3 separate regions of the Homo sapiens genome follow, and all the other regions are linked to region 2. Evidence: read pairs that join two places in POLR2A ChIA-PET (ENCODE). Cell type or tissue: HepG2. All regions are shown on one strand. Each heading gives the region's core, and the rest is flanking DNA. Links, peaks and the distances in the headings are about the cores only. Region 1 overlaps LINC00299 (long intergenic non-protein coding RNA 299). Region 2 overlaps LINC01814 (long intergenic non-protein coding RNA 1814). Region 3 overlaps LINC00299 (long intergenic non-protein coding RNA 299).

The links. ChIA-PET counts read pairs that join two places held together with the same protein. Peaks named below come from ENCODE experiments on the same cell type or tissue, not always from the same donor. Only the 100,000 strongest peaks of a DNase experiment are listed, where the experiment ranks them.
Region 1: POLR2A ChIA-PET joins it to region 2 with 8 read pairs; 1 of 35 experiments calls an interaction of 5 or more read pairs at or near these places.
Region 3: POLR2A ChIA-PET joins it to region 2 with 6 read pairs; 1 of 35 experiments calls an interaction of 5 or more read pairs at or near these places.

What each region holds. Positions count from the first base shown.
Region 1 is chr2:8,120,132-8,130,877 of GRCh38, reverse strand. All of the region lies in intron 7 of LINC00299 (long intergenic non-protein coding RNA 299), which reads left to right. Among named protein-coding and RNA genes, the nearest start is that of LINC00298, 150 kb to the right of the region's middle. In HepG2, for the core only: no CTCF peak of the experiment used is centred there; DNase peaks (open chromatin) are centred at 3,937, 4,367 and 4,857; H3K4me3 peaks cover 258 bases.
Region 2 is chr2:8,569,429-8,577,791 of GRCh38, reverse strand. LINC01814 (long intergenic non-protein coding RNA 1814) reads left to right here. Exons shown (of 6, transcript NR_110257.1): 4 at 651-881; 5 at 7,211-7,344. Among named protein-coding and RNA genes, the nearest start is that of LINC01814, 10 kb to the left of the region's middle. RefSeq lists enhancers at 2,800-2,849, 2,870-2,919, 2,940-3,139, 5,292-5,871. In HepG2, for the core only: no CTCF peak of the experiment used is centred there; DNase peaks (open chromatin) are centred at 3,001, 3,311, 3,741, 4,091 and 1 weaker place; H3K4me3 peaks cover 2,649 bases.
Region 3 is chr2:8,133,375-8,144,120 of GRCh38, reverse strand. All of the region lies in intron 7 of LINC00299 (long intergenic non-protein coding RNA 299), which reads left to right. Among named protein-coding and RNA genes, the nearest start is that of LINC00298, 160 kb to the right of the region's middle. In HepG2, for the core only: no CTCF peak of the experiment used is centred there; a DNase peak (open chromatin) is centred at 4,800; H3K4me3 peaks cover 1,302 bases.

The DNA.
Region 1 (10,746 bases), core at 2,457-7,456, 450 kb after region 2:
CTATGTCCTGAATGGTAATGCCTAGGTTTTCTTCTAGGGTTTTTATGGTTTTAGGTCTAACATTTAAGTCTTTAATCCATCTTGAATTAATTTTTGTATAAGGTGTAAGGAAGGGATCCAGTTTCAGCTTTCTACATATGGCTAGCCAGTTTTCCCAGCACCATTTATTAAATAGGGAAACCTTTCCCCATTGCTTGTTTTTCTCAGGTTTGTCACAGATCAGATAGTTGTAGATATGAGGCATTATTTCTGAGGGCTCTGTTCTGTTCCATTGATCTGTATCTCTGTTTTGGTACCAGTACCATGCTGTTTTGGTGATTGTAGCTTTGTAGTATAGTTTGAAGTCAGGTAGCGTGATGCCTCCAGCTTTGTTCTTTTGGCTTAGGATTGACTTGGCGATGCGGGCTCTTTTTTGGTTCCATATGAACTTTAAAGTAGTTTTTTTCAATTCTGTGAAGAAAGTCATTGGTAGCTTGATGGGGATGGCTTTGAATCTATAAATTACCTTGGGCAGTATGGCCATTTTCACGATATTGATTCTTCCTACCCATGAGCATGGAATGTTCTTCCATTTCTTTGTATCCTCTTTTATTTCATTGAGCAGTGGTTTGTAGTTCTCCTTGAAGAGGTCCTTCACATCCCTTGTAAGTTGGATTCCTAGGTATTTTATTCTCTTTGAAGCAATTGTGAATGGGAGTTCACTCATGATTTGGCTCTCTGTTTGTCTGTTATTGGTGTATAAGAATGCTTGTGATTTTTGTACATTGGTTTTGTATCCTGAGACTTTGCTGAAGTTGCTTATCAGCTTAAGGAGATTTTGGGCTGAGACGATGGGGTTTTCTAGATATACAATCATGTCGTCTGCAAACAGGGACAATTTGACCTCCTGTTTTCCTAATTGAATACCCTTTATTTCCTTCTCCTGCCTGATTGCCCTGGCCAGAACTTCCAACACTATGTTGAATAGGAGTGGTGAGAGAGGGCATCCCTGTCTTGTGCTGGTTTTCAAAGGGAATGCTTCCAGTTTTTGCCCATTCAGTATGATATTGGCTGTGGGTTTGTCATAGATAGCTCTTATTATTTTGAGATACATCCCATCAATACCTAATTTATTGAGTTTTTAGCATGAAGGGTTGTTGAATTTTGTCAAAGGCCTTTTCTGCATCTATTGAGATAATCATGTGGTTTTTGTCTTTGGTTCTGTTTATATGCTGGATAACATTTATTGATTTGCATATATTGAACCAGTCTTGCATCCCAGGGATGAAGCCCACTTAATCATGGTGGATAAGCTTTTTGATGTGCTGCTGGATTTGGTTTGCCAGTATTTTATTGAGGATTTTTGCATCAATGTTCATCAAGGATATTGGTCTAAAATTCTCGTTTTTGGTTGTGTCTCTGCCCGGCTTTGGTATCAGGATGATGCTGGCCTCATAAAATGAGTTAGGGAGGATTCCCTCTTTTTCTATTGATTGGAGTAGTTTCAGAAGGAATGGTACCAGTTCCTCTTTGTACCTCTGGTAGAATTCGGCTGTGAATACATCTGGTCCTGGACTCTTTTTGGTTGGTAAGCTGTTGATTATTGCCACAATTTCAGCTCCTGTTATTGGTCTACTCAGAGATTCAACTTCTTCCTGGTTTAGTCTTGGGAGGGTGTATGTGTCGAGGAATTTATCCATTTCTTCTAGATTTTTTAGTTTATTTGCGTAGAGGTGTTTGTAGTATTCTCTGATGGTAGTTTGTATTTCTGTGGGATCGGTGGTGATATCCCCTTTATCATTTTTTATTGCGTCTGTTTCATTCTTCTCTCTTTTCTTCTTTATTAGTCTTGCTAGCGGTCTATCAATTTTGTTGATCCTTTCAAAAAACCAGCTCCTGGATTCATTAATTTTTTGAAGGGTTTTTGTGTCCCTATTTCCTTCAGTTCTGCTCTGATCTTAGTTATTTCTTGCCTTCTGCTAGCTTTTGAATGTGTTTGCTCTTACTTGTCTAGTTCTTTTAATTGTGATGTTAGGGAGTCAATTTTGGATCTTTCCTGCTTTCTCGTGTGGGCATTTAGTGCTATAAATTTCCCTCTACACACTGCTTTGAATGTGTCCCAGAGATTCTGGTATGTTGTGTCTTTGTTCTCATTGGTTTCAAAGAACATCTTTATTTCTGCCTTCATTTCGTTATGTATCCAGTAGTCATTCAGGAGCAGGTTGTTCAGTTTCCATGTAGTTGAGCGGTTTTGAGTGAGTTTCTTAATCCTGATTTGATTGCACTGTGGTCTGAGAGACAGTTTGTTATAATTTCTGTTCTTTTACATTTGCTGAGGAGAGCTTTACTTCCAACTATGTGGTCAATTTTGGAATAGGTGTGGTGTGGTGCTGAAAAAAAGGTATATTCTGTTGATTTGGGGTGGATAGTTCTGTAGATGTCTATTAGGTCCGCTTGGTGCAGAGCTGAGTTCAATTCCTGGGTATCCTTGTTAACTTTCTGTCTTGTTCATCTGTCTAATATTGACAGTGGGGTGTTAAAGTCTCCCATTATTATTGTGTGGGAGTCTAAGTCTCTTTGTAGGTCACTCAGCACTTGCTTTATGAATCTGGGTGCTCCCGTATTGGGTGCATATATATTTAGGATAGTGAGCTCTTCTTGTTGAATTGATCCCTTTACCATTATGTAATGGCCTTCTTTGTCTCTTTTGATCTTTGTTGGTTTAAAGTCTGTTTTATCAGAGACTAGGATTGCAACCCCTGCCTTTTTTTGTTTTCCATTTGCTTGGTAGATCTTCCTCCATCCTTTTATTTTGAGCCTATGTGTGTCTTTGCATGTGAGATGGGTTTCCTGAATACAGCACACTGATGGGTCTTGACTCTTTATCCAATTTGCCAGTCTGTGTCTTTTAATTGGAGCATTTAGCCCATTTACATTTAAAGTTAATATTGTTATGTGTGAATTTGATACTGTCATTATGATGTTAGCTGATTATTTTGCTCGTTAGTTGATGCAGTTTCTTCCTAATCTCAATGGTCTTTACATTTTGGCATGATTTTGCAGCAGCTGGTACCGGTTGTGCTTTCCATGTTTAGAGCTTCCTTCAGGATCTCTTTTAGGGCAGGCCTGGTGGTGACAAAATCTCTCAGCATTTGCTTGTCTGTAAAGTATTTTATTTCTCCTCCACTTATGAAGCTTAGTTTGGCTGGATATGAAATTCTGGGTTGAAAATTCTTTTCTTTAAGAATGTTGAATATTTGTCCCCACTCTCTTCTGGCTTGTAGAGTTTCTGCCGGGAGATCCACTGTTAGTTGATGGGCTTCCCTTTTTGGGTAACCCGACCTTTCTCTCTGGCTGCCCTTAACATTTTTTCCTTCATTTCAACTTTGGTGAATCTGACAATTATGTGTCTTGGAGTTGTTCTTCTTGAGGAGTATCTTTGTGGCATTCTCTGTATTTCCTGAATCTGAATGTTGGCCTGCCTTGCTAGATTGGGGAAGTTCTCCTGGATAATATCCTGCAGAGTGTTTTCCAACTTGGTTCCATTCTCCCCGTTAAAATTTTAATACAAAGGCATCTCCACCACTTAAATTATAAAATAGCAAAGCACCGGAGAAAGCCACAACTTACAGAGATTCAGCTTTTGAAGATCCCAGTTCTGTCTGGGAGGTTTGACACATGGAAGGACAGAGGAAACTTGAGCCATCCCAACTGATTTTCACTCCTGTGCAGGAGTTAGCTATTTAATTTGGCACAACAGTGGAAACGCTATCTTGGGAAAACTGTATTATCCCAATCAAGTGCCTCAAAATGCTGTCAATAGCAGTGACTGACTTCTAGAAGGCCTGGCCATCGCTCCCTCCTCTCCCCATCAGTCCTTTGGGTTCACTCTGGGCCATGTGATGTTTGTGCACAAGAAATTCTTAGCAGACTGGAGCATAAGTCAGACCAAGCTGAACTGTTTGTTGAGCTCTGAGGCCTCTGACAAGCCTCAGTTAATTGTTTAGTGAGGAGCCCTTGACAGGCCAGATCTGGCCGAGGTAGACAAAGTCTAGCCAGGCTAAAACCAGGATTATAGCAGGACTCAAGTTGCCTTTATTCAAATTCAGACATTTTGTGGTACCTAATCTTGTGCTAGGCATTGTGCTAAGTGTTGGGGGATACACACATAAATGGGGAAATTCTTTTGCTCTCTAGAAACTCATAGTTGATTACTAGATTCCATAAATATTTATTAGTCACCAACTATGTGCTAGGCAGGAACACATGAGAGAGCTGATCCTGGGTTTTATGGAGCTCACAGTGGAGCAGAGAACTTGGGCATCCAGCAAGTAACTGGAAGTACAGGTGGCGGAGTCCCAGTGTTCAAAGAAACCCACAGTCCCTGCTCCCTTGGAGGTCACAGTTCAGTGTGGGAGACAGACATGTGGGTTAAAAGTCCAGTGTCGTGTGGCATTTATAAGAGCAAGGATAAAGATTACTGTGAGCTCATAGAAGCCAGCGATGCTAATTTTGCGTGGAAGTGGAGGAATGCTAGTGGGAGGAGACACTGGTAAGAGGGGAGTAAGGCACCCACAAATCAGAACAGCGGGTAGGGCATTCCAGGCAGAGGGAATGTGCTCCTCCTGAGCATAGGAGCAGAGAAGAGCACGGAGAGTGAGAGGAAGGGCGTGCAGGGTGACCCCGCATGGGAGCTGTGAGGCTGGGAAGGCCCCTGAAGGCCAAGTGAGAAGCTTGTTTTCTGATGAAGTCAAATAGATCGTATGTGCTTCCTGCCAATTATTCAGATGGGTTGAGCTCTCTAGGTCAGCTATCTCATGATGGGGTAGTTTCCCAAGAACGGGCTTGGGTAAGTTACTCCCATGAAAGTGTCAGGCATTGTGCAATTTCATAACATGCCCTTTGAGAAGATAAAGGTGACCTTGTGCTCTGGGATCTACAGGGTTTGTGTCACCAAAGCAACCGGAATGACAACATTTCAAAATTCACTTTTTTTCATCTTATCAGTATCACAATGATCAAGTCAGCTGGTCCCTCAAAAATTTAGAATGTGCCTTTGTAAAACGACACAGATAAGAATTTGCTGATGAAATTATAATTCAGTTCTCATAAACACATGCTGGGTCAAACACATAGTCTTTGTTCCAAAGCCTCCCTCTTGCAATGAAGAAACACTCAGTGGGTTTTGTTGATGTTGCTCTGCCCCTTTTGTCAAAGTACCATGTTACACAAATTCATCTTTTTTAAAAGTGAACATTTAAGTGAGTTTTACCTAAGTATTAGGTTGGTGCAAAAAACTGCAATTACCTCTGCACCACCGTAATATTTTTGCAAGATCCTATTAGTTGAGTGGGGAATGCCCAGGTGGCCCATGGTGTAGCCAGGTGTCCAGAGCCCTGGGTCTGGCTCTGCCATTCACCAGCCACATTGCTTGGGGAACGTTTCATACCTTCTTTGATTGTAATGATTTTAAAAATCAAAGGGAACTTGAAAACAATTTAGTCTTCTCCCCTGATCTCATGGATAAGTGCTCATCTGATTGAAGAGACTGAGACAAGATCTCTGTGCTAGTTACACCAAAACCCAGCTTAGAAATGAGTTATTGGAGTCTCACTCCATGGTGGTTTCTCTTACTTCTTTCCGCCTGATTTGTCTCAGTTTCCTCATCTGTAAAAGGAGGACAAGAATTCCTGCCCTGCCTTCTCCATTGGTTTATGGTGAAGATGACACAAGACAAAATGCGCAGAAGCACACTGGCCCTGGGCTTGCCTACACCTGTGCATGTAACAGAGCCAATGCCACCCTCGGACAGACAGGCGACAGGTCTCATCCTTCATGTCCTTCTCCATCCTTTCCTGCTTTTCATCCTTCACTTATAATAGAAACCTATACATTATGGTAAAAATGATATCTTAGCAATTTAGGAATTTCAGACAAGATATTTATTTCTTGAACACCTGCTGTGTGTCAGCCACCTTTTTAGGTATTTTACCATTCAGAAGAAAAGCAGGGCGGGGGTGGGGGGTGGGTAAGGATTAACATATATTATGTGGATGGAATTTGTGTTTGTGTGTGTGTGTGTGTGTGTGTTGTTTAGTCACATGACTTATTTCATAGAATCATTCTTAAAACCACCCAAGGTGAGGCATTCTTATGGCTAACTTACTAGTGAGTAACTGATAAGTCTCAGACAAATGAAATTACCTTCACACACACACACACACACGTCACAGAACAAAAGCTTTATGAGTCTTACCCTTACTATAGGTGAGAGTTTCTTCATCTCAGCATTATTGACAACTTTGACTGAATTATTCTCTGTGGCAGGTGCTGTCCTGTGAACCGTAGGATGTTTACCAGCATCTCTGACCCCCACCCACCAGGTACCAGGAACCCTTCTGCTCCAGTTAGGACAACAGTGTCTCTAGACATTGCCAATGTTCCTTTGGGGGAAAACTAACCACCGATTGAGAACTAATACCATACATGACATGCTGTTATTTTTTATATGATTCTATATCATATTCTATTTAATTTAGAAAAGCTGATTGCAACCTACTAAATTGATTTCCTGACTCACTAACAGATCTTGGTTTGTCATTTGAAAAATACTATTACGGGATTGTGAAATTAGTGGGATGTTTTATAAAGAAGGGAAATGGGGCCGGGCGCGGTGGCTCACGCCTGTAATCCCAGCACTTTGGGAGGCCGAGGCGGGTGGATCATGAGATCAGGAGATCGAGACCATCCTGGCTAACAAGGTGAAACCCCGTCTCTACTAAAAATACAAAAGATTAGCCGGGCGCGGTGGCGGGCGCCTGTAGTCCCAGCTACTCGGGAGGCTGAGGCAGGAGAAGGGCGTGAACCCGGGAAGCGGAGCTTGCAGTGAGCCGAGATTGCGCCACTGCAGTCTGCAGTCCGGCCTGGGCGACAGAGCGAGACTCCGTCTCAAAAAAAAAAAAAAAAAAAAAAAAAAGAAGGGAAATGGATGACATGATTTCCAGAGGCAGTGTGTTGCAGGTACTTTATAGTAATGAGCAAATCAGCATGACAAATTTTAAGATAAAAATACACTACTCTGAAGGTTGTTTTTAGAGGGGATTTAGTTTTTCCAAATACAAAGACAATAGGCTGTTTGGGAGACCTAGTAAATTGTTCAGAGGTGAATTCTTCGGCTGAACATTTGGGGAGGGGCCCATACAGCTGGCAGGAATGTGCAGGGTCCTCCCCAGGGTCCTCCCCAGGGTCCTCCCCTGCCTCCCTGAAGAGCTGGAATGCAGGTGCCTTCAGGATCTGGGAATGTGAAATGATGAAAGGATTTTTTCATTGAAGGATTTATTTGCAAACACGATCCAGAAAAAAGACAAATGATTTTATCAAAAGGTAAAACAAGTAAATGTCACCAGAAAAAGCTATGAACAGTAGGGTTTTCCCTTCTCCTTAAAGGGAGTGCAGCCTTGTACACAATTTTATTAGAACTCTGAGTCTGAAGGCATGCTTGGCATTGGCACTAGATTACTGTGTCTTCCTCAGCACTTTCACTGTTTAGATAACAGTGTAAACTAGGTCCCACAATAAGCAACTGGGTCACTGGTTTGGAGTCAGATGGGTCAGAGTTCGAATCCGGGTTCTGCCTGCTTGGTATGGAAGCTTGGACAAATGATGTTGGTCTTCTAAGATTCATGTTTTTAAATCTTTAAAATAGAAATGACAATATCTGTCTCAAAGCCATCTCAGGGCTTATAAATGTTGTATTAAAAGAAATAAATAGCTCAGTGCCTGGTATTTAGTAAGTATTCAGTGAGTATCATAAACACGACGATCATTACCAAGGGTAGCAGTGATATTATACAAAATCCTAGGCACTGCATACCCTCTGGGACTGGGCTTGTCTGCACCTGTGCATGTGGAAGAGCAAATGACACCCTCGGACAGACGGGCGATGAGTCTCATGCTTCATGTCCTTCTCCACCCTTTCCTGCTTTTCTTCCCTCACTTATAATAGAAACCTACACGTTATGGTAAAAATGACATATTAGCAATTTGCGTATTATGCTCTGATTCGCTGTTTCTTGGTAGAGAGTGAGCTATAAGGAACCCCATTTTTCATTGGGAGCCTAATAGGATCTGCTCAGAAACAGCAGCTGATGACCAGAAATGAGCCACACCCTGACGGCGGGAAGCTTCCAAGTCTCAGGAAAGGACCTCGTGAATCCCCTCTGCCTCCCATTCCAGCTGCGTCACAGGGAGGGAGAACTTCTGAAAACAGGGCTGTGAATGTCTGGTGGCTCAGCTACTTAGCTTCTTAAAGGGAAATAATGGTAGCTTGTAACTCTGTTCCTGGATCAGTGAGGGAGGATAGATGACAATCTATGGAAGGAGAAATTCTGAATTTGCATTATTTCTTGTTGTACCTTTTACAAAGTCTGATGTTAAAAACTGATATTAAACAAAACAAGCATCAGATTGGATGTATGTCCAACAAAAGCAAGGTGGTGACTGAAATCACGGAGGGGTATCTGTGCACGTGGTCTTGCCTGTCCATGCCACTTAGAAACGCTACTTCATCAGAGAGCCTCTCACCGGGTTGGAGCAGTGCCTGGGCAGCCTGTTAGTAACAACAGTTTATAACAGAAAATAAGTCTGATTCTGTTCCAATTTTTATTTTCTCTTTTTTTAATTTTTTCATACTTAAGGTGATAATTTTGGAGGAGAAATGATCCACATAGTTGATACTTCCTTTTATAAGATGGAAGATTGAATGAGATAATATATTTCATAAGCTGTGGCATAATTTTATCTGTGTAAGGTTTGTCAAAATGACCACTAAGAAGGTACAAAAGTCTGGAGAGAAAATGATGAAACTTGGTGATTACAGAATGATACATTCTTGAAATTTTTGGCAAGTGCAGATAGGAAAGAAGATCCAGCAATAAATGCATCCTCTACTCTTCTTTGGACATAGGTCAGTGGGTTCTAAAATAGGTTATGGCCACAGCAGGAATTGTCCTGCAAGACAGCTCTCAACACCTAACCCGCCTTTGCACATCAAAGGACATTAAGGTGCTTTTGAAAATCTCATTCTTGGTGACTATCATAGTTAGAAGGGCCTTTTTTTTTTTTTTTTTAAGATGCTTTAAGAAAAGCAGAAGGCAGAATACCTAGAGGCAACACTAAAATGAATCAGTAACGGATTTAAGCTCGAATGCTTACAAAACCACCCAGCCCAGCAGATTCCAAAATTCACCCTGGTTACACCGTGAAATTCTTTTTTCTAAAAAAGGCCTGCCATTGGAAAGCCTGTTATACAAAATAAATAAATAATATAGCTACGCCAGGGATGGCGAGGAGCAGTGGATTCCCACCCACTCTCCTCTCCCCATCTACCTTCCAGGCACCCCCTCTCCACCCACAGCCCCTTGCCCAGTGCCTCTCACGGATAGACCTGGGTGGGCTCTGAGGTGAGGAGGCTCCCTTCAGGCAGCTGAAGGTCCCCCTGAGCAGTGTCAGCCAGAAGCATCCCATTGCTCAATGCCTGGGTAGACCCTTCCATCCACGACCAGGGCAGGGGGAATGAATGCCCTGAAGACATGATTTGTAGGACTAAGTGTTTTAGTGAAACTTGTGATTCACAGATATCCTCATAGAATTCCAAGTATGCATTTTCAGCACGTATTTTTTCGCAAACCCAGTGTCTGGCCCATACATGAAAATTCTCAGATAATGATGAAATGTTCTAGTTGAATTCCAGGCAGCAGGAATGGAAATCTCCTATAAATGTACCTTGCCCTTCTCTCTGGCATGCAAGGATCAGTGTTGGGATTCAGCCTCTTTGGCATTCCTCCTCTTTATGAACACGTTCATAGAAAAAGGAAAGTACTATTATTAAAATAGATTATCTCTGAGTTTAAGTATGACTGTGTGTGTGTAGATACATACATACTTAACTATATATCTATCTAGTTAAGTCACTAACTAGTGACTGTGTGTATAGATAGATAGGTAGTTAAGTATGTATCTATCTATACACACACTTATATATGTATATGTAGATCTTTTTTCTTTTTCACTACTGACCACCAACAACTGACAATCTGGAATCCTGACTGCTTTCATAACTGAAACCAAGGGTTTGTTGAATATTCAAAAGTTTACACAATGTTCGGGAGTCCTAACGTCGAATCTGAGCGTCTCTTAGAAAGTGTTCTTACATTGAACTTCGGAATAGGGTGATATTTTCCGTTGATCAGTGAAGGAGGATTCTGATTTCCATGTGGTGTCCAATCCTGCCTTCCTGTGATGAGCTTTTAAAAAGCATAGAGAACTTTTGAAGGCAACAAAGGGAGGCTCTTCTACCTGAAAACACACACACTCTCTCACTGCAACCTGCATGCCTTTTATAGTGACAAACTGTAATTGTTTAAAACTTGGCTCTCTCCTCTTCCCTCAGTAAGAAGTAGAAGTCTGCCAGTTTGAACTTTAATGGTCTCAGCTGTTTTGGAATGGTGTAATCACATTGTGAGATTCATTTTACAGCTGGACCAGTGAATCATATTCATTCACAAAACCAGTTTTACCTGGTTGGTTCCAGTTTTCCTCTATGTGCACTCACAGGGGCATAGATTTACCTCTGGCCTTGACCAAGGAAATGTTTAATCCTGGAGGAAATTGTCGTTGTGGTTATTCTGGGGCTCTGTGCAGTGTGCCTGCTCCCCGAGGAGCTCTCTAGCCAGATGAGAAAGGGGGCTTGTATTGGGAGCATTCTCA
Region 2 (8,363 bases), core at 483-5,482:
GCACCAGCCAGGGCACTCCCGTCAGTACAGAGAGCCAGGATTGGAAGCCTGCGGGGAGCCGACCTCCAGGACAGGCAGTGGCTCTCGGTCCCTCCGACCAACACTGGGACCTTGCTCTCCTCACTGTGTTGATGTGGGCTGCTTCTACCAGCTCCACTCCAGCTCATAAAACCACTTCTAAGAGGTTTAACAAGAGTGACTTCATTTTATTTTTCTCCCTTACTCATTCCTTTTTTAAAATTATAAAGCAATACTTGCTTACAAAAAGTTTAAGGAGTTTTCTTCCCTAATCATCTCTCAGAAGTAACCACGGTTAATAACTTGGTGTATAGTGTTCTTCCATGCAAATAGGAATCTTTAAAGATATATAGAGATATCTATACACATGTGACTTTTTATTGATACAAAATGAGCACATATAAGCATATATGTCACAGCAACTTTTGTAAAGGTCAAAGACTGGAAATACCAAACACGTCCCTCAAAAGGGATTCAGTGGAATAGATTATGATGCAGACATTTAATAGAATTATTGTTTGGTCATTAAAAAAAAGAGGCAGCTCTCTGTACAGATATGAGAACTCCTTACAACACATTGTTAAATAAAACATTGTATGCACATCATCAACCCACTTAATTTTCCATCACAGCTTCACAGAGAGGCAGATGCCACACAGGCCACCCACCCAGATGCAGAGCCAGATTCCCTGCGTGGACTGGACGGGAGTTTCCCAGCTGGAGTTCTCTCGGCCAAGCTGCCTGTGACATGGGGTTGGAGGTGCTCCAGAGAGTCATGGCCACCCCTGGAGGAAGTGACTTGTGGCTGACTGCTCAAGGGGAAGTCCTGTGGCAGTGGAGTCGTCAGCATTAATTCAAATAAGGTAAGTACTTTGGCAGGGATGGGGGAGGGGCTGAAAGGTCGGGAGTAACTGCGATGACCCCAAACTTGAACTGAAACCTCTGGAAGGGCATTGTATTCGAACTGTTTAAATGACTGCACGGAATCATCTCGTTTTTACATCAGCAGAAGCCTAGGTTCAGAGAGGTGAAGTGACTTGTCTGAGGTCACACAGCACGGTAGTGATTGGGCTAGGTCTGAGGGCCTCTCTGGGGGTGCATCTGAAGTCTCTGTGCCTCAGGGAAGCAGGAGGAGTGGAGATTGGGGCTGTGGCCAGGCTCTTCCCAGCCTTTCTAGGCGTCTCTCTCCTCTTCAGTGTCATCTCAACTTTCCTTTCCCTCCGTTTCTTCCTCCTCTGCCTACAACACTCTTAGTTTGTTCTAAATGCCCCCTTGTCAGAGTTGAGGAACTTGGGGTGACTTGCTGAAGACCCTGGGTGAGGATCCTGGCTTGATGCATTCTTCTTGGAACCCTTGGCTGTTCCTGGGGTGTAAGTGTGTGTGTATGGTGTGAGTGTGTTGTGTGTGTGCTTTGTGTGTGTGGTTTGGTGCCTGTGGTACGTGAATGTGTGTGCATGCACATGTGTGGTGTGATGTATGGAGTGTGTGCACAATGAGTGTGTATGGTGTATGTGCAGGCATGTGTAGAGTGTGCATGTGTGTGTAGTGTGAATGTGTGGTATGTGTATCTGCACGTGTGCAGGGTGTAGCTGGTGTGTGCTCACTTGTTTGTGATGTGCGTATATGTGCACATGTGTTCATGCATGTGTGTACTTGTGTGGGGTATGCCTGTGTGTGCCCGTGCATGCACGTGTGTTTATGTGTGTGTATACGTGTGTGCAAGAGGAAACAGATGGTGACTTCGCTACAGCATTGTTTAGCTGACCCCAGTGCAGGAGCTGCCCTCACCATCTGTGTCCCCCTTTTCGGCAGCCCCAGCCGGAGTTCTGCCTCATGCCACACGTGGGTCCATTCCCGCGGAGTCTGGACTCTGGGTTAAGAGAGGTAAGCGCTCAGAAATAGTAAACCACTGTTTTCTTGCCGGCTGTTTGCCCTTATTAATTCAGGTAGCAATTACCCATTCTGAATATTTGGCAACTAATTAGTTTTCCCGTGGAGATGGCAGAATGAGGAATGCTCTGCTCTGACCTGATCCACTTTCTCAGTTCCCGGGGGCGGGGGTGGGGGGGCTAGGGGAGGGAGGGCACCGAGCGTGGGAGTGAGAGCTGCAGAGAAGTCTCCTCAAAGCCCGGGATGCCCTTTAGCTGCCGGGGTCTTGGCTAAAAATCTTTAGGAGGATAAAAATAACCCACCCGATGTTGGTTTTGTTGGGGCTTTCATGTCACGGGCCCATTTCCTCTGTGGGTGCAGCTCCTGGCAGTGCGCCGGATAACGGAGGAGGTGCTGTCAGCGCAGGCTGAGGGCTGCTCTCCAAGCAAAGAGCCTCCTCTTTTGGGAACCGAGTCCCTCATTTGGACTCGGGATCCATAGGAGACTGGAACCTGGACTGCAGGGACCCGACGCTCAGGGTGAGGGCACCCCTCAGACCCCAAGAGAATGGGGCCTGTGGAACACGTAATTCGGGGACAGGTTGGAAGAGGCACTCAGATGACCGTCTGGCCGAGCTTAGCTGGGAGTTGAATCAGAGATCGTTTCTTAACAACCACTAAGCCCCTTGGCCAACATCTGGCCTATATTTGCCTTTTTAGCTCCTGAGCTTTCTGCTACTGGGAAGAGTTGTCAGTGACATGATCTGGTTCCCGGAGGCACCTCTGAGAAAGGGTTCTAACTGATAGGAGGGTGCATGGACCAAGGCCAGCTCAATCCAGCAGCCTCCTGCATTGGAACAGCCCTCGGGCAGGAATCTATTTTGGGGAAGTGGTAGATGGATGAGCCAACCCATTGCACTGCTTGCTATACCTTTTCTGGTGGTGGGGAGGGGGCTCAGACTACCGTGGGGAGTGAATGCAGTTCAGGGCACCACAGACCAGCCCGCTGGCGGGGGAGGCTGCCTCCAAACGCCTCCCCGCACACTATGTCTGCAGGGATGCAGAAGCCTGTGAGTCACAGGCCTTCTTTCTGCCCAGCACAGTCATGCATTTGTGTCTGTGAAAGGTGCTCTTTGCCCGATGGGGGCTAGGAGGCCTCCAGGCCGATGTCCCCACCCATAGCTGTGTTTTAGAGCCTTGTCTTAGCTGTGGGCAAGACTGGCTGCCCGCCTTCCTCCTTGGACACAGGTCCTCTCCAGAACCTGAGGTGGGCATCAGCATTCTCAGACTGGCACCGGCTGGCTGCATGCCCCCTCCTTCTTCTGTGTCCCTGACACTCAGCATGTACCTGTCCGTCTGCACGCAGCTGGGGCCGGCTCCAGTCAGCTGCACACAGTTTGCCCAGCTCACCTACTTATTGTAGTTCAAGGCCAGGGACCCTGCCTCCTGTGTGTCTGGGGTTTCCCCAGGGCCTAGCTTTCACTCTGGCGGCCCTAGCGGGTGGCCGATGCTGGGTCACGTATTCGGACTGGTTTCCCTAAACTGCGGCAGCTGCAGTTCCTGTACAGATAGGCTCAGCGAAAGTGCCGGAGCCTTGGGTTCAGACCTGGCAAGTCCCGGTTCTGCCGGTTGTGTGTGACCTTGGGCAAATTCTTTCAGCTCCAGGAACCTCGCTTTCCTGGCGATTGCTGTATTTTGGGGGTAGATGACACGCATATTTGTCATTAGAGAGAACCACATGCTCCGGTCCCCAGCGGCGTGCAGGGGCTTCAGGGAAGAGAGTGTGCGGAGGGTGACCTTTGCAGTTTGCAGCTGGACAAGTGGCTTTGGGCCTCCCTGTAATCCCTCACGTGTCTGTAGGGTGAGCAGGCGTCACTCCTTCCTCCCTGGAGCTGAGAGAGTTCTCCTGCTTTGGCCGGGAATGACCGGCTTAGAGCTGAGGTGGGGGTGACACCCAGGTGTTTTCCAGGTCACCCAAGGGACAGGGTTGAAACAAGCACCATCCCAGAATTCCCAGGCTGGGACGTGAAGTGGCTTTGCGGTGCAGACCGGCTGTCTCGCGACGTGGGCCACTGCTTGCTTCCTCCAGGCCACACCTGACCTCGGCCTAGGAGTGAGCTCAAAGCTGCACACACAATCCCTTCAGCTGGATTGGGAAATGCAAAAACACCAGGTGCAGGGCTGTCGGTTAGAGTTTCCATTTACATTACCTGGGGCTTTTCTGTCCGGCTCGCCCTTCCCCCACCACCTTGCACAGGCCTTCACTCCCACAAGCCCAGGGGGTGGCGGTTCTTCCCAGACAGTCCACCTGGGGAATGTGAGCACCAGGCAGGCCTGGCCTCCCGCTGCAGACAGGACACACAGCTTCTGCGGGGGACCTGGCTCTGGCTGGGGAATTTTGACCTGCAAAAGGCAGACAGCCATGTGACAACTGTGGAGGCCGGGATCCTCGGTCCAAACCCCTCATTACCTGGGTGGCCCTGGGCAAGTCAAACCACCTCCGATTTCTCCTCTGCACATGGGGATGTGAATACTTCCTTAGAGGCTAGTGGTGGGGATTAAATAAGCAAAGGATAAGAGAGGGGCCGGAACGGTGGTGCTTGATACGTGGTGGCTGATGTAATCATCACCCCAGCGTTCAGTGCAGGCTGTCTGCCTCTGGCTTCGCGGAGCTGGCACAAGTATCACCTCACTGAAATGGCATAACGCTCTCATAATGTAGACATTATTCTTCTTGTTCTTTCCATTTTACCAGTGAGGAAACTGAGGCACAAAGAAGTGAAATAACATGGCCAAGACGCAGCTAGTCAGCGGTAGAACCCGACGTTGGCATCTAGGCGTGCTGACTTCCAGCACTGTGCTGATGGACTCTGGGCGGGCTGAATTCCAGCACTGTGCTGGAGCTGTTCCTCTCACTCTGCTCCCTCAGTGGCCCCGGACGCCCCTGTGGGTCCCAGGCAGCTGGCATGACCCGCACGCAGAGCCTCGCTGTGGTTAGCATAGAGCCCTGGGGAGGCCAGCTCTAGACCCTGCTGCTCCATTTGCAGGTGGGCTGGGGCAGGAGAGGTTGTGGGGAGGGTGTGGGCTCCCAAGCCAGATGCACCTGGCTGTGCTTCCCAGCTGTGGCATTTACAACTGTGGATTTTGATTTTGTCACTAGTAAGGGTACAGTCAAGAGAAGCCACTAGGCTTAGGCTGTTAGCTTCCCTTCCTTGGACTTACCCAGGTTCCCCTTCTGTGAGCCTGGTTTCCTTCTATGCTTTCTTCATTCAACAAACCTTTCTGGGAAGCTTTTCCCTGTAAATCTCTGGACTAATGAGCAAGACTCAGTCCTCACTCGTCTGTTGAAGGGTGTGTGTGAGTGCATGTGTGTGCATGTATTTGTGTGCTTATGTGTTGCATGTGTGTGATATGTAATTCCAAAGACACAGGAGTAAAATAAGAGCCATCCACAAAGGCCAGAGGAGGGAAGCAGCAAGGCGCTTCCCAGCAGTCCTTGAGTGCAGACACTCAGGAAATGTTTGGAATGAATAGGAGGAAATCAAAGGAGGCTTCCTAGAGGAGGTGGCATTTAAGCTGAGGCTCACGGCATGAGTCCCGTTTTGATTACAGAAAGAGAGAGGCTGCTGTAGGAGCCAGACTCAAAGACATGGAAATACCTAGCCAGAGGCAGACGGCTCCCGAACTGCAGTCTAGCCAGGGTTCCATGGGGCCTTGTTTTGTCACAGGCTGTGTGTTGGGGTTGGGAGCAGCACAGGGTGAGTGAGTTCCTGGAGGAAAGTAATAAAGACCCATCTGTTTGTTCAACAAACATTTACTCGCTATGCACCCGGCCTAGTCTGCAGCTCAGTGAAGACCAGGATGAGGCTGTTGATGGAGCTGGCAGACTAGTGGAGGTGACTAACCCTGGAGCCACTTGGGGCCCCCACAGTGTCCCCGTGCTGGGGTGGGACTTCTGCAAGGCCCTGGGGGCCCTGAGCGGGGAGGGGGAATGGGAGAAGGAGGGCCATGCACAAGGGGTCAGGAAAGAGGGCATCACACAGCTGTGGCTTCCAGGCTACACAGGTGTTGTTGGGAGAGGCGAGGGAGGCCATGAGCCCAACCTATGGGGCCTCGATGTGGGGAGGAGAGAGTCGGTCAGCGTGGGGCAGCTGCTGGCAGATGGCAGGGGCTGGGCACTTGCCTTTTAGGGCAGCGGTGCTCATGCTGCATTGAGCTCAAGTTACCTGGGGAAAGTGCAGATTCGGGGTCCTACTCCCCTGAGACAGAGTCAGTGGGGGCCTGGGGATGTGGATTTTAGTTTTGTGGGTGTGTTTTTGGCACCCTAGGGAATTCTGACGTTAGTTCTTTGCTTAGTAGCCTGGGCAACAAGAGCGAAACTCTGTCTCAAAAAAAAGGAACACCTCTCTAGAAGCACTTCAGGCATCAAAGCTAGAAATTCTTTAAAGTCCATGACGCTGTTGCCTCTGCCTAGAACGCAGAGGCCCCAGGTAAGAGGCATGCAGGAGCATCACCGCGAACCCAGAGTTCCCACCTTCGTCAGTCTGCAGCCACCCGCTTATTTCCTTTCAGGTCACTCCATTTCTTGTATTTCATCACCTCTCTCCTCATTCAAGAAAAGAGTTTCTGATGGCTTATAAAGATATCACAATATATGAACATGGCATAGATTAAAAATGGGGTGAAAAGATGGCAAAACAAAGGCGGGCTCGACGCAGATGGGAAAGCAAGGCTGTTGCCTTGGCCGTCATTTCCTGTCCAGCTCCCATCATTTCTTTCGGAGCATCTGGCTACTTTGTGGGCTGTGTGAAGGATTCGGGGTCAAGCCGCCAGGGCTCCTTCCCCTGCAGAAAACCTCGCATCTCTATAGTAACTACAGCTATCAAATCCACACTTGGTTTGTTGAATGAAACGCGGTGCTTCTTAGTATGGGAGCAATGTCGAGGAAGTCTCGTCTGGCGACAGGAAGGGCTGCGTGCCCAGTGCCACCAGCGAGGTTTTGTGCCTGTGAATGCGGGCCCTGCGCTCGCTCGCTAAGCCAGCCCTGAATGGTCCGCACCGGCTGCAGGGCCACTTGGCCTCTGTGCCTGACCCAAGGTTCCCAGGCCCCGGGGCCCCCAGTTGCCAAGTCATCTCAGAAGGGGTTTTCCAGGAGCCTAAGGGGGCCCAGAGGCCCCCATGTTTTAGGGTGTTTGGTGGAAGGGGACTCAACCACATTGTGTGTGGTCCTTGGTGGAGAGAGATGTGTGCTTCAAGAAGAGCTTCAAAGCAGTGGACTCCATTGGAAGGGAGGCAGCTGAGGTTCTGGAATCTCTGTTTTGTAGATCTCTCCCTGCACACAATCTGCTTTCGTGTTCCTGATGGATTGAATCAAGAGTGAATGAGCTCCTACTTCGCGAAAGCAAAACAAACTAAACGCATCAACCACGACCGCAGAGCCCCCATCTCTCCCAGGAGGGTGAGCCCATGTTGTGTTTTCATTTGTCAGAAATCTATCTTAGGAAGCCATTCCTGAGATCTGTTCTAATTTAGGCCATTTTTAAAAAAAATAATGCAGTTGATTCTTTTCCCGTGATCTTTCTTTTCTCCATGACTTAAATTTCCCCAGGAACTATTCAAATGCCGCATCTGGGGTTTTGTTTTTGTTTTTTGATGAAGTCATGACTTTCTTTAAACAGTAATTATTAAACAAACCAAAGGGAAACCTTCTGTGAGGATGCTGTTTACAAATATCACCACTTTTACAATCAGTAATGGAGGTTGCAAAGTGCAGGATTCTGAGTTCCAGTGAGTCTGGGGAGTTGCTTGAGTCTTCCAATTGGTTCCTGCCTTGTCCAGAGGGTGGTTTCTCGCATGGGAAATGGTCTTCAATGCCCTTCCCTCCTCCTCCTCTCTCCTAACTCGATTTTTCCAGGGCTTTCATGTTTCGCTCCCATCGCAGGGTCGGGAATGCCCTGTGCTTGGTGACCATAGGGTGGTGAAGTCACCCTGCTCTGCTAGAAAAGGGACGAGTGCTGTGTTTTGGGTGGATGACCAAGGGCTCACTATCCCGGTGGCTCATTTCCTGGGGGCCTGTGGGCTGCCGGGAGCACCCTGAGGAGGACAGAGTGGAGTTGCAGCTGCCCATGCACTGCAGAGGGGACACGGGTGTTGTGCAGCATCTCGGGAAGGGCGTGGCAGATGTGGCAGGTGCATGGCAGGGCCATTCCATTCTGTCTGTTGCGGGACCCTCCATCCAGCTCAGGGCCGTGGATTGAACAGAGAGACAGGTATGGCAGTTGAAAAGCAAGGGTGCTCCCAGGTGAGCACTGGGGCTAGTTTTCCAGCTGGCAATGGGTGGGGTGTGGTGGTCAGAGGAGTGGGGTTTGGGTTGATGGCTGTGGCCTGGCTGTGGTGCTGGGAAGGGGTGATGGGAGATTGATGGGAGGTGGCACCCACGTGGGAGAGGAGTTGGCATCACAGCCATGCCCTCGGGGG
Region 3 (10,746 bases), core at 2,389-7,388, 440 kb after region 2:
AGATAACTATAAGCAACACCTCTAAAATTAAACCCTTTTAAAATAGTACTCAGCCAAGGGACTCTTTGTAACCATTCATAATCCTTTGTCCAGGCTCTAGCACACAATAAATGCATACTAAACATCTGTGGAATGAATAAAAAATGCATAACGATGTAAAAAAGAAATTTAGAAACACATCAACTTAATGTCTTTAACTATGTGTGAACATGCACAGATAATTAAGAAACTGATTACATTTACAGGTTTAGGAAATAATCACTTAGGATAATATTTCATTACAAATTCATTAGAATTAGACTTTTCAGGTTGGCTATGTTGTCTAATTTACCCTCACAACAGAGTAGATACTTCTATGGGCATAAAGTATGTTATACTTTATGTCATACATAAAGTTTTGCAGAAACTAGTGCTCAGAGACATTGAGTGACTGCCATGAATGATTACTGGAATAAAATACGTTGGGCAAATGAATAAGCAACCCACCCGACGTGGCCCAGTCAGTGCAAGCTCGGACAGACAAAGCTGGGGTTTTTTTGGTTCCCACTTAGCACCCTGATTTAAGAGAACTCCTAAGTTAAGCTAAAAAGGGATGTGTTGCTGATGACTCCATCATAACCTGCTTCTCTGGGTTTTGGTTACAGAATCACTAATTGAAAGATATCGCAAAACTTTAACCTCTTTATCCTCATTCTATAGACCATTCCTCCACAAGTGCATATCACTATTCCTCATGCCAGTGTGGAGTTTCGGAAGGTAAGGCTAAGTCACGTCTCCCGCCTCTGCTTCTGTCTCCCTTGTGCTTACCTCCTGTAGTTCCCTGGATTAAGAGCCTGCCTTTCTGTCTCTGTCTCCTTCACCCTATTATAAGCTTCTCAGAGTTGGAGTCTGGGTCACACTCAACTTACTATGCAACCTTCCTGCACAGTGCTTTGTGTATAATAGGTGCTCAAAAATGGCTTACTGTAGAATCAGTGTGACCATTTCACTGGCTTTATCAGTCACATATAAAAGAGATTCTAATTAAATATCTTTTGATGACAGTAATAACAACAAATAATACTACCAGCAATTCTCAGGTTATTGTCACTCCTTCAAACAAGAGAGTGTGTCACAGAAGCCTTTCCTTTGGAAATTGCAAAGACTTGCTTCATCTGTGTCAAAATATTTCAGACCCAAGTATGGCTCCATCACTGGGGATAGGATGATGACAACCTATGGAAGGAAGAAATGAGATTAATACTTCACATCCCAGTTGGCTGGTGTTCCTAACTTGGTTCAGAGAGCCTTCTCCTTTACTCACTGTTTTGGACTATGTACCTCTAAAAACTCTAAAAGGCTAAATCCTACTTTCTGAGTTGGTGTTTATTGAGTCACATGTGATGAGCTGAATATCATGAATGCACGTGAAGGTGGTTACATGAGTTATTGCTTAACACAGCTTTGTAGAAGAACAAAGAGATCATCTTCCATGTAGAGAATCATCCTGCACTGGCAGAGAGCTGTGCTGGATGACCTAATGAGCCTTTTCCATCTCTAATTTCTATGATTCTATGAAAATCATCACCCACTATAAGAAACAGATGTGGGCTGGGTAGACAATGGCTGTGAGGATCCATCTTTCTCCATCAGCCTCTTTCAGAGGCATAGGTTGCCACCTCTCCTCCCCCCCAGCTCTGTGGCAGCTGATGGGATATTTATAGTCCTCTTCCTCAGCCTTCCAATTATAATTATCAATATCTCCACTGATAAAAAAAAAGCCATCATCAGAGTTGTGCACAGTATGTGATAAGCCAAGTTTGAGTTGAACATGAGAATAGTTTCTTTCAATTATGGACAAAAGAGAGGTGCATTTGGTGGCGAGGCTGCCATCTAAACTGTGTTAACGTGGCCATGGGAGAGATCTTTTGCCTCCCTGAAAGCACCTTCCTGGACAAATAGCGAGGTGGAGATGTCGTTATGAGCAGCTATCACTCGAATAGACAATGCTGTCTGTACTGTACAGAGTTAGAGAGTTGCTTTAAATATAATAAATAAAAGTGAAATCTTACACAAGGCAGCACAGCTTAGTAATTGCTGTTTTGGAGCGCACGTCTCTGCAGTTATTTAGCTCAGCATTTCATCTCCAGCTGCAGCACAATTTTTGCCAAATATAGATAAATGAAGTTAAAGTTATTGGCAACCACTAGTTCTGTGTCCCTGTTTTGAGTTTATAGATTTCATAGGAATGGCATTACTTTATTTCTGCAGCAGACAATTGTTCTTCTGAAGTGAGAACTTTTTCCATGGTACAGTCTGCCTGGTGTTTCGACTGAAGTTGGAATTTTTATCAAGAGCTATAAGAACAACAGGAGGGAGATTTCAGTTTGAACTACAGATCAGTTGAAACCTGGAGGTGCAGGGAAGACAGATCCTCAACCCACCCAACATATTTTAAAAGTTTCCAAGCCTTCACAGGGTTTTAATAAGGTATCAGCAAGCGCTTCCTTTGATCCTAGACAGCCTCTCCCCAGCGAAGATTCCATGCCGATATCTGTGGCTGCCCTGACTCACCTACAGAAGCAAGTGGCCCTGTCATCTGAAAGCAGGGTTTGGCTCTAGACTTTTATTTCTGGTGAACTTTGAGTCTGTACAATTTCCTGTTAAAATGACTATCATAGATTTATAGAGTTTAGAGTTAAAAACAACTGCAAGAACTGGAGTTCAACTTTTCACAGCCTACAGCTCACTTCTAAGGTTAATGGTCTCCTGACCTCTTTTTGATCCCTCTTGGGTGAACATAAAGCTTAGCTCTTCAAGAGGCAGATGATGCTATTATCTGTTCTCACTGTTGAAGAGAAGCATGGATCAGGTATTTCTGGTTGACATTAGTTGACAGCCACGATGCCTTTCCCGGGGAATTCTCTTCTTCATCCTTAGCACACTGAGCCCCTAATTATCTTGTTGTGGCTTCATTTCTAGACTCTCTGTTACCCTGCTGGCTTTGTTGCTTTGGGAAAAATACTTTCTAGAACTTACACAGTTGTAAAATGGAAGGAGAAGAAAACACATTTTGGAGGGACATCATTATGTGAGTCAAAGTCAAATTCATTGACACACACATGAAATCTTAATGTCTTTGCCATTAACTAACTTGGAGATACTACTTGGTTAAATTCTTAAAGTTGAGTTTTCTATCACTGTTTATCTCATTTATGTTTATAACAGAGTCATTCCCGTATTTCTTTGCTTGGTGACCCTTCCGTGCATGGTATTAGAGCAAAGTCATTAAATTATTCTTTTTCCTTCTCTTCTTTCCCCTTCCTCCCTCTTTCTGATCTTTTTCATGCTCTAGTTTTCTTTTTCCATGAATGGCTTAAGCCCATTTAAAAGTGGAATATAATTCAGCAATGATAAAATAATTTAAATATTCTAAAAGGCATCTTTTTCAATTTACATAATTTTGGTGATCATGTCTATTGGAAATCCCTTTAGGAAATACCTTTTCAGTCTCATGTCTTTCTACCAAATCTCAAGACTTATTAGGACCTGTCTTTCCTGATTCCTTGTCTTAGAGTTGGGTGTAACCTCCATTGTAGCCTGTGGCAGCTCAATCATGACCTTCCCTACACTGTATGATAGATATCTTTTGATAGATATGATACTTTTCTACATAGCTCCTCCTCACTCCCAAACTGGCTAATAATCACTTTAATTTATTTTCACATTCTAAGTCCTTGTAGGCTAGGAATGGATGCATAGAGAGTCCTCAATATATACCTATAGGCTCAATTAGAATCAATGAATGTGATAAGAACAAAAAAGATGGCCATGGCCTTGACCCGAGAGCCAGTTGAGGTCAACCTTGAGGGTTGGGATTCCTCTCAAAAGCCGTGATTTTCTAGGGCCATTTAAGCCCACCACTAGTGATAGCTTTCTTCCCTCTCTCCCTCCCTCCATCTCTTTCTCTTTCTTCTTTCTCTGTCTTTCAAAAAATTAAGGCAAAATTCACATAACTTAAAATTAGTCATTAACCATTTTAAAATGTGCATTAACCATTTTAAAACATATAATTCAGTGGCATCTAATGCATTCACAATGTTATGCAACCACCAGCTGTCTCTAGTTCCAAGAGATTTTCATCACCCCAAAAGGAAACCGTGTACCCACTAAGTAGCCACTCTCCATTTCCTCCTCTCCCCAGACCCTAGCAACCACCATTATACTATATTAGCTTTTGCATCTTAACATCAAAAGTGTTGGAAACAATTCCTTTGAGCCCTTTTATTTTATTTTATTTGCAAAATGTATGAAACACATTTTGTGCCAGGCACTGTTCTAAGCTCTTGATATAGATGAAGTATTTAACAGCAACACTATACGAGTGTTACTATTTTTATTCCTACTTTACAGATGAAGGGACTGAGGCAGAAAGGAGTGAAGAAATTTTCTCCCAGCCCACAGCTAGTCAATGGCTGAGCCAGCTCGCACACTCACTGCAGCCTGGCTGGAATCTGCTTGTACACACTTGGCTACATTCTCCTCTGCTGTGCTCTGGCCAGGCCTGTGGGCTTCAGGCCCCTGCTCACTGCTCTCCTCCCCTCTCTGCCCTCAGCCTAGCGACACTACCACAAAGTTACCTTATTTTTTCATTTACCGTATAAGGCTGTTTATTTTTCACTTTCTTCTGGTTTTGTTCAAGGGCTTCACGGGGCACTGGGCAATAGAAGGAAGATCCCGTATGAACATCTGTGTTGTAATTTTCCATGACTATCTCAGAATGACCAAAACATGACTACTATTTTCTGGATCAAAAAGTCATGTAGGCTTGATACTGACCTCTTTGGACAAACATGGCTTAGGTAAGAGTCCAAACTCTTTTTTTTGGAAATTGAGCAAGACTGGAAATTTTTTCAGGGAGAAACAACCAAAGTTCATAACCAAATAGCAATGTGTTTGCCTAACCTTGGAGAAACTTTTTTATTTTAAGTTATAAAATTTGACGTTATTGAAAACCTTCCCCCAATGCAAAAGACAATAGAAAGCACGAGAGGACCCAAGGTTGAGAATGTGAAGACTTTGTGTGTGTGCGTGTGTGTGTGTGTGAATGTGAAGACATTGTGTGTGTGCGTGTATGTGTGTGTGAATGTGAAGATATTGTGTGTGTGTGTGTGTGTGTGTGTGTTGCTGTCAAAAGACAAAATCGTGACAGATTTAGTTTAAAGATCTGGATTGGCTCTTATTTGTGATTCTAGAATTGGATACCATCTCATTCTATAAAGTAGAGTGAGTGTTCTGATGAGCTGAGCTGGGGAGGTTGGTTTTATAGACAGGAAAGGGCTGAAGAAGTCAGGCATAGCCAATCAAAAGCAGAGATGTTCTTTGCAGGGTTGAAACAGGGGGACTTCCTCACCCCGCCAGCTGAAACTGGCCTGTTTGCGGATTTGGCTATTATCTTTCTCTCTCTCCTGATTTCTCAGGAGGTCAGATCAACTGCTTAGTTTCAGCTTGGTGGCATGGAACTTGACTAGCAGTATCTCCATTTTGGTTTATTCTGTTGGGCCTAGTGCAGGATCTTAGTCCAAACCAATGGCTTCTTATAAATTCTATTTAACGATATATACAAATACATATATTGAATATATTTTAATTGTACTATAAATGCTTTTCTTAAGTACATAGACATAGGTGTTTTCAAATTTCACCATCATAGGAGTTATTATTTTTATCCATTCTCCAACATTAATCATTTTTATTCTCATAAAACAATATTAGCTTTTCAAACAAGGTATGGAACCTTTAAAAATCACCACGGTTGTGGGTGGGGTTTGGATTTCTTCCTGAGTTTGCTTCTGAAGTGAGTGGTGAGCATTTGGGCGGAGTCCCCTCACCTGTGGGGGTGGGTGCTGGAGTGTGGCTCCTGATGCAGGCCCCTGGAATGGCGAAGGCCATAGTTGTAAGGTGCGCCCATATTACTGGAGTAAACCTAAGTGTCAGGTGCTGTCCTAGGTGCCTCGCAGGTTTCATCTCCTTAAATTCTCCCAACAAATCCATGAAGTCAGTACTATCATCATCCCTTCTTATGCAGCAGGAAACAGAGGCACATTGCACACTCAGCGGTTTCTGCGTGGGGTCTGGATTCATCACCAGCACTAGGAGCTTCGGTGTGTGCTCTTCCTCTTTACTGATCAGCTTCCTTCTCTTTAGATAAACAAAGCCCAAGGAGCTGACTGTGCAATGTGGTCTCCTGCTGGAGTGGTCTGCTGGCTTCTCTGTTTAGTCTCTGTGGAGAGACAGAGAGGGGTCTCATGAACGCTGGTCTGCCAGGAGTCTCTCCAGCCTGTGCGGCTTCTGTGCTTGTGGAGGGTAGATGTCAGGGGACTGGGCTGCAGAATGACCTGAGACTTCCATTCACCCTGTCAAGCCACAGACTTCTGAATGCTGCCAGCTTTCACCTTACAGAGAAAAGGAAAGGTGAAGTCATATTTTATGATTGTAGATTTTTCTTTTCTATGTGGAAGTAGAGTTCTACACTGTATCTCAAAGAAATATAGCCATATATTTTTAGCTAAGGCATGTATTACTTTAGAAAATAATTCAGTACCCAAATTTAAATACTTTTTGCATGGAAGTGTATGGCTTGGTCCCTTTAGCTGTGAGGACTCACATTGATCATGCAGATTCTTAGCACGTCTCTGTGCCTTCTTCAGGCCTGCTAGCAGGTTTCATGCCCAAGTCAAGGCTCTTACATAAGGAAATAAACCTGAAGAAATGTCAACGAGAAACAGCATTCAGTTGAAGAGCTCAGGAATTCAGGTGCCTTTCGCCTCTTACCAATAGAAGAGAAAAGTAGCCCAGTCAAATGGAAAGCACTTGTCATGGGCACGAGATACGTAGGAGGCATTCAACAGATGCCACTAACTGCCTCCTGTCTGCTAACAGGAGGGTCTGAATCAGGCAGGGTCAAGATAACAAATAGATTTAGCTTGGTGTGATGAGTCGGATCACTTGGTAGTGGGTGTATGGAGGGCTTCGATGAAAAGGGTCCTTAGGCTGAGACCTCACTCAGTGGGAAGGTGTGCAGGGATGGATTAGGACGTCTGCCATGGGTAAGCTGGGGCTGAGAGGGGCGTGCACAGTGCTTATTGAACTAGCAACACAGAACAGTAAAATTATGTATTCGAAACTAAGTCCTACTAAAAGTGCTCTTTCAACATTTTACAAACGTTAAACCATGAATTCTACCCACCCTAGGAGATACTTCTTATTAGGTTCATTTGCCAGATGAGAATTAAACAGCTTAAGTAACTGGTCCAAGGTTACATGGCAGTAACTGGGGGAGCCCAGATTTGACCTCATGTCTGTCTCATTTCAAAGTCTTCTTCTTTCTACCACTTTCTGCTGGCTGCAATCAGGAGGCAGCCCTCATGTTTTCTGAGAAGTCAAGTGCATATGACTGATGGTCTTCTTGTCCAGTGTGTCAGTGAAGGACATGGCATTTCCAGATCAGTAGAAGCTCACCTGCATATGGACATAGAGAAAATCACCAGTAGAAATACGGGTTGAGGAGCAATCAGTAGATCAACGGGGCATCCAGCCTTTCCTCTAATATTCCAGATGGACTGTCATCTTCAAAGTGACAAATTGGAAGGATATTCAGCTAATGGAAACATGGAGAACACCTTACATTTACTTATCCACATCCAGATGTTTAGGCTCATTTTTTTTGTTTCTTTTTGAGACAGGATCTCACTCTGTTGCCCAGGCTGCAGTGCAGTAGTACAATCATAGCTCATGACCGTCTTGAACTCCTGGCTCAAGTGATCTTCCTGCCTCAGTCTCCCAAGTAGCTGGGACTATGGGCTGCAGCACCATGCTTGGCTAATTTTAAAAAAAAAGTTGTAGAGATGGGGTCTTGCTATTTTGTCCAGGCTGGTCTTGGACTCCTGGCCTCAAGCAATCCTCCTGCCTTGGTCTCACAATGTGCTGAGATTATAAGCCAAAGCCACCGTGCCTGGCTTCACTTGTTTTAATAAATCCTGAATTATCTGGGTTGTTGGCTCGTGATTTATTACTTTGCTAATCGTGTTTTAGCATGGCCTAGTGGTAAAAGAAAAATTTTAGAGTCCCTCTCTCCTAGTTCTTTCCTCCCATTTTGTATTAACTGAAAAATAAAGGTCTAGTTTTGGCCATGGCTAGTCTCTGAACTGCCCAACTCTGCACTAAATGTGGCTGATGGTGGTGGATCCAGCTTTGTTCATGAAGATCAACAAGTCACATCTGGATTCACATCTTTACCTAAATGTAGAAAACCTCAATTTTCTTGGATCTGCCTGATGTACCTCTATCTTTTGCTGTATTATTTTTTCCTAAATATCTCACTCCACCATCTCACGCCTCCACGTTTCTCTTTTCTCCAAAAACTTAACAACAAAAAGATGTGCTTCTTTCCCCCACTAACCTTCTCCACTAAAGCAAGGAGTTTACGAATTTCAGAAATATACCCTCCTTTTCTTTAATGTGATCCAATGCAAATTTTTTGAATAAGCATGACATGCAAATGATCAGAACATTTTAAAACAGTAATGCCTTCAGAGACTGCATGTTTTAACTTCTCCTTTTCAACAAAGCCAGAGAAAGCTCAGTCTCCACACCAAATAAGGAGCATGCGTTCAGGCACACACGCGCACACCCAGGCTTCCTTCCACCCCACCACACCCTCCTTTTTTTTTTTTTTTTTATTAGAAAACACTTGAAACTTATCATATGCAGCAGATGGGAGTAGAAAATGCAACTTGAAGACAGTTTTATAAATATATCCTTGATGTCTGTTTTGCTTTTCAATTTGCAACGAAAAGTACAAAGGTAGACCGGCGCGCCAGTGAGGGCCGCCTGTGTCTCTTGATATCCATTCCAGATGTTGGCTAGACTTCGTGGAGCCGGGCTTATGGCACGGGGGCTGCAGCCTGGCCTCCTCCTCCAGGTGGGATGCCTCACGCTGATTCCCCACATGCTCCCAGCCTTGTCCAAACACACTAAACTCCACCACCTTTCCTGACCCTAATTTACCTTCCCTAATTCCTGGCTCTCTGGGAGGGGAGTGTCTAGAGACAGGGCCCCATCATATGTTCCTGTTCATCACCTTTCCTCTTCAAAATGAGAATCTTAAAAAAGGAAAAAAGTAAATACAAAGGAAAAAAGAACCCTGGTGCTGTTCGCCAGCCAGTGAGTGACGCCGGCTGCGTATTCCTTTCCGAGATGGTGAGAGGCTGGAGGTCCATTCCACCCCAAGGCCTGCCTCAGCGCTAATGGTGGCTCTGTGTTTGCACATGCTTGTAAAGGATTTCACTCTGTAATATGTTGACTTCCTGATTAAACAATGCAAAGCACAGGAGGAGGTCATAAATCCTGGAGGCGCCAACTTCATTTATCTGAATGTTGGTTACTGTCTAGTGTGGGTAAACAAATGCCAAGGGCATTTATAACCATCTAGGGGGCACCAAGGAGGGGGCCCTGCCCCCTTTTCAGAGAGAGAGCCTTGTCTGAGAGAGAGCCCAAGTCGCTGTCCCTCAGTTCATGCATAGTCCCTTGGGTGGGTACTGCAGAGAGCTTGCAAGGAAGCTGGGGGAAGATTGTCCACAAAACCAAGAGCCGCTGACGGCGCCAGGGCGATTCAGGACACCAGTGGGTGGGGTGGTGGGGACCCATCCACTCTCAGGATGGCACAGTTCTGTACAAGATTTTGTAATAGGAAAAATTTGTAAGGACACAAAAATTCCAGGGAAATTACCAGGAATGACACTCGTTGAAGGTCATGAAGGCCGTTTTCTCCCTGGTAGGTTTCAAAGCAGGAAACGAACTGCACTTGGCGTCACAGTACAAATGGGCATATTCCTCTGGATAAGGGGCAGAAAACAGATGCTGGGGGACGTCTTGCTTTTCCTTTTGCTTCCTCATATAAAAAAAAACCACGTCTTAATTGGCTGTGTCTTTAATATTTTGAATCCTCTGTGTGTGTGTGTGTGTGCGTGTGTGTGTGTGTGTCTGAAGCTGGCGGGAGGCAGGAGGGAGGCAGCAGAGAAATACAGCAAACCATGAAGGAGATTATAGGAAGAAGAAAAACAAAAGTCTGAATTTGGGTTTGCCTTGCTGCTTTGGAGTTCAGATTCTCAGCGATGTGTGTTCAATATAGTAACTTGAAGCTCCACTGAGGTATTGCTAGGGTATCGTTCATTCGTCCTCCAACTAGCAGTGTGTCCTTGGACATGCCACTGAATTAACTGAAACTTGATTTTTTTTTCAACTGTAAATGAGGAAAATAGGGTACCTTGAGGTTTAAATAAAATTTTTAATAAGTGTAGCAGAGTGCTAGAGAAGAAAGTGTTCTTACTACATTTCAGAAATGCAGAATTCAGCAGAAGGGTGATCTATTTAAGACGTGAAATTCTAGAGTTTCCTGTGATAAACCAGTTTTACCTGTCATTAGATTTATTTTCACAGCCCCGTTTGAAGTCTGAGCATGCAGGCAAGAGTAGAGGCAGCATTCTGCGCACCGTGGGGAAGAGCGCCCCCGGGGGCTGTGTTCTAAACGGGGAGACAAGCCGTGGACACATTGGCGGTCCATTTTGGCAAAATGAGCTTTGTTCTGTGGCTTCACTGTCTGGCTGAGGAAAAGGATCCTGGGTATGAGAGAGGCTGGGCTTGGATGTTCCAGTGGGATCAGCTGTGTGTCCATGGGGGGAAACCTGGCGGGCGGGTGCTATGTCC